Regions from separate parts of the Homo sapiens genome. Here region 2 is linked to region 1. The links are chromatin loops, found by intact Hi-C in ENCODE. Cell type or tissue: MCF 10A. All regions are shown on one strand. Each heading gives the region's core, and the rest is flanking DNA. Links, peaks and the distances in the headings are about the cores only. Region 1 overlaps RTL9 (retrotransposon Gag like 9). Region 2 has its middle 100 kb from the start of PAK3.

Evidence for each region. Hi-C counts contacts between places; a loop is a spot of excess contacts. Peaks named below come from ENCODE experiments on the same cell type or tissue, not always from the same donor. Only the 100,000 strongest peaks of a DNase experiment are listed, where the experiment ranks them.
Region 2: it touches region 1 in a loop (5-fold over the local background); 2 of 110 quality-filtered maps call a loop at or near these places.

Annotation. Positions count from the first base shown.
Region 1 is chrX:110,448,437-110,451,355 of GRCh38, forward strand. RTL9 (retrotransposon Gag like 9) reads left to right here. Exons shown (of 4, transcript NM_001385449.1): 3 at 2,131-2,919. The coding sequence starts at 2,182. Among named protein-coding and RNA genes, the nearest start is that of CRIPTO3, 71 kb to the right of the region's middle. In MCF 10A, for the core only: a CTCF peak has its summit at 1,845 (motif pointing right); a DNase peak (open chromatin) is centred at 1,835.
Region 2 is chrX:110,991,503-110,994,427 of GRCh38, forward strand. It overlaps a transcript of PAK3 not described here. Among named protein-coding and RNA genes, the nearest start is that of PAK3, 100 kb to the right of the region's middle. In MCF 10A, for the core only: a CTCF peak has its summit at 1,309 (motif pointing right); no DNase peak of the experiment used is centred there.

The sequences.
Region 1 (2,919 bases), core at 420-2,919:
TTTAATTGTGTCAATCTCCTCTTTTCTTTGGGCAGAGTGGGGTGGGGCATAGGCTGGTGGGACTGTTGGGGGCGACAGGGAAGAGGGGTGGAGTTGCATAGGCCAAGTGCTAAGGCGGAGCTTCTGGAGGACTGTCAAGTGAAAGGCGGCCAGAGGCAAATGTCAGAGCCTATATAGAGGCAGGAATCTGGGACCAGAGAGACAGAGCAAGCAGTAGCAAGTCAGGAGCAGTGGGGCGGGTGGGCGGGCAGGCTGGCTGGCGGGCAGGGGGGCGTGGCAGGGGATAGCAAAGGGAGATTGCAGAGAACAGCTGTTGGTACTGGGTCTTACTTTAATGAACTGGCTGGGCACGAGGTATAAGTTAATTGGCCAGAGTGAAAGAGCTAGGGGCGCAAAGGATACTCTCTCCCTCTTCTCCGTCACTGGCAAGGTAAGATCTTTCTGGGTTTTGCCTGGTGGGAAACTGTGGCATGTTCAGATATTTTTCTGAAGATGGGAGGTGGAGGTCTATGGCTGCTTTTTTGACTCATCTTTCCCATTGCACCAATTATTACAATTATTACAATAACCAGGGTGTCAGCAGGAGGCCAGCATTTCTTTTATGACAACCCATCTTGGGGTTGTCCAGGCTGGAGACAGAGGCAGGGGTCTCGGTAGTGTGACTGAGTAAGGGGGAGAGGTGGATCTTTATAGCACCTTGGTGAAGAGTAGGGGGCTCTGGAACTGGATGGACCCAGGAATCTATGTGACTGCAGGCAAACTATTAAGCTTCTCTGGGTCTGAATTTTCTCATTTGTAAGATAAAGGAAGAGTACAACCGAAATCTCTTAGTGTTGCTATGGGAACCACATGAGATGATACATGTAAAGTGCCTAGCAGAGTGTTTGCCAGTCAGTGCATGCTAAAGAAATGTTCACTGTTAGCGTTTCTGTTGCAGGTTTTCTCATTATTATGGAATCACAATTCCATGAGGTTGATGACTTTTGTGACATTGTCCCAAAGTAGCAAGTTTTCTGCTTTTGGCATGGGCAGGCTGTGGGGACATGTCAACATTGTGTAATATTTGCATTGGCTTCCAAGCCGTGTGTCCAAAAGCCCCTTCTGGGCTGCTTATTGGAGCAGGCTGGAGGGGTGAGGCTCTGGATTGCCCACCCCCATGGCATCAGAGAAACTTGAAACTTGGACATGCCAGACACTGGGCTTTAAGTGACCCATGATCTGGGATGTCAGAGAAATAATTGAATGCAAGCTCAGGGATGCCAAACACTAGGCAACCCCCAGGAGGGGGTCAGAGTCAATGCTATACAGTTTGTTACTGTTGCAGTGACCCTATTTTAGCCTTGACCCTGGCTAATCTGAGAAAGCTTGTAAAATGGGGATAATAATATCTATTGCCCAGGAGATTGTAAGACCCAAATGGGATAATGCTTACAAAGGCCCTCACGTTATAGGAAGTTGTGACAGTTGTCTAAAGTACAGTGCCTGGCACATACTACGTGAAGCAATAAATAAATAGTAGTAATGGGGTGGTGGTTGCTGTTATTAATAAGAATAATGAAAATAATAAGCAGAATTTTCAGTTCATGGAATGTTGCTCTCAGTCATTGATTAGATAAATGTCTCCCTTTTCCTGAGAACATTCAGGGCCATCAGAGTAGTAAAATGAGGATTAAACCACTGGCAGAATTCAATGAGCCCCAGGAACTAATAATTATCCTGGGGCAAAGGACTTTCCCATTCAGGCTTGCCAGTACCTTGGCTGGCTTGTGAGTACTGCCGTGGGATAGAATACAGGCCAGGAATCCGCATTTCTCACATTTGGCCAGAAGGTGGTGCTGCTGCTTTATTTGAGTCAGGACTGCCCAGGCTCCTGGCTGCGGAGGCTGCTGGCGTTTATAGCATTTACAAACTGAGAGGCTGGGTTGGTTTGAAAAGGATAGAGGCAGAAGGGACATTTGCTCCAGCTCCAAAGTTGTTCATTGCTTCACAGCTTCTTTAATCTGATAGCCTCACCTTCAATGCCATATACCTGACAACGCATAAAAACAGGTCTCCACCATGAACAATTTGTCTGTTTCCAAATCTTCTTGATACTGGCTTTTGACCTCTAAACTTGTTTCTTGTTTACAGATTTTCTTGCCTCCTGGGCTCCCTCCACACTATCCTGTGGCTGTGGCAGATATGTCAATACCCTTACATTCACTGCGATTCAACAATACAATGAGGGAGGAAAATGTTGAGCCCCAAAACAAGCAGATGGCCTTCTGTAGACCAATGACAGAGACCAGAGCAGACGTACAGATTCTGCATTCTCATGTACAGTTGCCTATAGTCTCAACTTCAGCCTCAGACCCTGGAGGGACATCCACACAGTTGATGACATCTCCAGTCTTTGACACCATGTCTGCACCTCTAATGGGAGTACCAAACTCTGGAGCATTGTCCCCACCCCTAATGCCAGCCTCAGACTCTGGGGCACTTTCCCCATTGCTAATGCCAGCCTCAGACTCTGGGGCACTGTCCCCATTGCTAATGCCAGCCTTAGATTCTGGAACATTGTCCCCATTGCTGTCCACTTCAGAGTATGGGGTAATGTCCCCAGGGATGATGACAATTCCTGATTTTGGAACGATGTCCGCAACGCTAATGGTAGCACCAGATTCTGCAGAGATATCACCATTGGCAATGCCAGCTCCATCCTCTGGAGTGGTGTGTACACCTATAATGAGCACTTCATCCTCTGAGGCAATGTCCACACCATTAATGCTAGCCCCAGATTCTGGAGAGTTATCCCCAATTCTAATGCAAGATATGAATCCTGGAGTGATGTCTACACAGCCAGTGCCAGCTCCCAGCTCTGAGGCAATGTCCCCATTGCAAATTACAGATGAAGACACCGAAGCAATGTCCAAAGTGCTA
Region 2 (2,925 bases), core at 335-2,834, 540 kb after region 1:
GCCAACTGAAAAGGGCTATTGTGAGGATTAAATGAGTTAATCCAAGTAAAGTACTTATCACCATGCCTGGTACATGATAAGCATTCAATAGATGTTAGCTGCTACAGTTATTATGGCCAGTTGACCATTAAGGTAATATGACAGCATAACTAAAACATGAGAAAATTGAGAAAAATAGGCAATCATGCCAAATCTTACTACTAAGACACATCTTGTTATTATTTTTGGATTTGGTTCTTAAATTTAAAATTTCTTTTGTTGAGAAAATCAAGACTGCAGGAGATGGCATGGATTTGGGATGCAGCAGGCATTTCGTTAAACACTTAATAAGTAACTACTGTGTGCTAGCCAGTGTTCCAGAAGCTGAGATATGACAAGAAAAAAAAACACACAGGACAGGCATTATTCCTGTATTTAAGGAATTTATAGCCCAATAGAGGTAGTATGGAAAACAAAATAATAAATATAAAATATTGTGTTATGTGATATTAAGTACTATGGAAAATATCTTCAGATGGGGTGATAAGGAGTTGTAAAATGGTCAGGAGTGGTGAGGGAGGGTTGGAGAGTGAACCCTGCAGAGCCTATAATTTTAGAGGGTGGTCAGGGTAGGCCTCACCAAGAAGGTAATCTTTTGAATCCAGCCCTAAAGGAGGTGAGGGAGTAGGTCATGTAGGTATCTCAGGGAAGAGCATTGGGAGCAGAGAGAACAGGAAGAGCAAGGTCTTTGAATCAGGAGGATATCTGGCATTTATGAAACTGCCAAGAAGCCCATGTTGCAGCAATGGAGTGAATGAAGGGAAGAGTATTGGGATGGGAGGTCAGAGAGGTCACAGAGACAAGTTTGTTAAGGGCATTGACTGCCATTTCCAGGGAGTGAGATGGAAAGCCACGGAGGAGCTTGTTCAGTGAAGGACATGACCCAACTTATATGAGCTATTTGGCACTCCTATAAGCAGTGGGTTTTGACCCCATAGATCCTGGGCAATAATAAACAAGAGGCAGCAACTCCACCATTCCCTCAGAACTCTCCTTACCACTCTGTAGACTGCAGAGAGTGGACTTATTGATCCTGAGGGCGACACAGAGAGGAATTGATGGCACGGAGAATAGGGGAAAAAGATGTAATCTCTTAGAGCTGAAAGGGACTCAGTGCAATTCTGCCACCGGGCATCTGTTCATTCCGCCTCGACTAAAACCGTCACTGCCTTATCAGCTTGCTCAGCCTCTTCTTGCAGGACCTTCTCAAGGTCGGAAAGCCTTTTGATGGGTTTACTGAAAATCTGCCTCCTTTTCACCACCGGGTGGCAGTAGTCCTGGTTCTATCACCTGAGCAACCCAGAATAAGTGCATACCTTCCGCAGGAAAATACTTGAGATTTGAAGGCAGGTGGATATCTTATATATCCCCCAACGTTTCTCCTTTACAGGCCCTATTGTCTCTTCTACCTTCAAGAGTAACTCCTATTATAGAATGGTTTTCTTTTGTCAATCTTGCAACCCTCTTCTGGAGGTTTTCCACTTTCTTAGTGACTCTCTTAAAATGTGATGTCTAAAATTGAACAGGAGACGGCAGGAGTGAACAGAGGAGGTTACAGTGCAATGATTATATTCTAGGATCTAGAAACTGTACTTTGATTATGCAATCTAAAATTGTGCTCTGTTTTTAGCGACTAAATAATTTAGGTACATTAAACTGTTGGCTCGAATTGTGCTTGTGGGTCAATTCAAGCCCCTTGATCTTTTTTAGTTTGTTTATTTGTTTGATGTGAGTTGCTGTGAAGCCACACTTCCCCTATTTTGGCCTCACAAAATGGACTTTTAAAATTTGAATTGATGATTTTTTTTCTTTATCTCATTTATATTTCACCATTTAAATTTTAGCCCAGTATTCCAACCCGTCTGAGCTTATTTTGAATCTCAATTTTGTTCTTCAACATATTCCGACATCCCTGCCAGGTTTGAGTCATCTTAAAACACAGTAAGTACATTTTCTGTATCACCTAAGTTATTAATAAAAATGAAAAAGTCTTGTGGCCCTTCTCTGGAGAACTTCTGCTGGATTGCCAATCCATTTGACTGTATTATAACTTGATCAATATGTTACTATCTTGCTTTAGTTCATTCATGAGAAAATTCTGAGACAAATTCAAATGCATGGCTAAATCCAAGATATGTTGTCAATGCAAAAGATAGCATGGATGAAGGTGATCTAAGATAGGATGTTTTTGTTTTGCAAAATGGAAATTCTAGTATTGTTTTTTCCAATTATAAGGTGATATTGGCTTGTTGTAAAGGTCAACAGCATACATAAGTATACAAAATACAAAGGGAAATTTCCTCTGTAATTCTGTGCACCGACACTGTACTAGATAACTATGGTTGACAGTTTTATGCATATATAAACACAGATCTATGGTTTTACTGGGATCATGATATAGAGACTGTTACATGACCTGCTCTTTTCACTTACAATCCTTTGGAAACGTCTGTCCTTCTCAGAAAGTACAGTTTTAGCTCCTTCTTTTAAACAATGATATAGTGTTCTTTTCTTTGGATGTTTCATAATTTATCTCATCAATCTCATATTGATGGGCATTTAGATCATTGGCAATTTTTGCCGTTACAAGCAGTATTACATGTTGAATTGTCTTTGCTGACTCGATGAGATGTTGTGCTAGATGCTGGTTGTTGCCTTCTCTGTATTTCCCATCCTCTTGTCCTTCTCAGATATTGTTGTCAATGTCCTAAATGCCAAAGGGCTGCTTCCGCCTAAGAACTAATGAGGGGGCCAAATTACTACTCATCATGGTTTGAGTTTGAAAATCTATACTTGCCCTACTTTCGAGTGTGTTTAAGGCTTTTTGAGCTGCCAGGGGCTTTTAGAGGATCAAGGCACCCCAAGATCAAGCCTTGAGGGACAGAC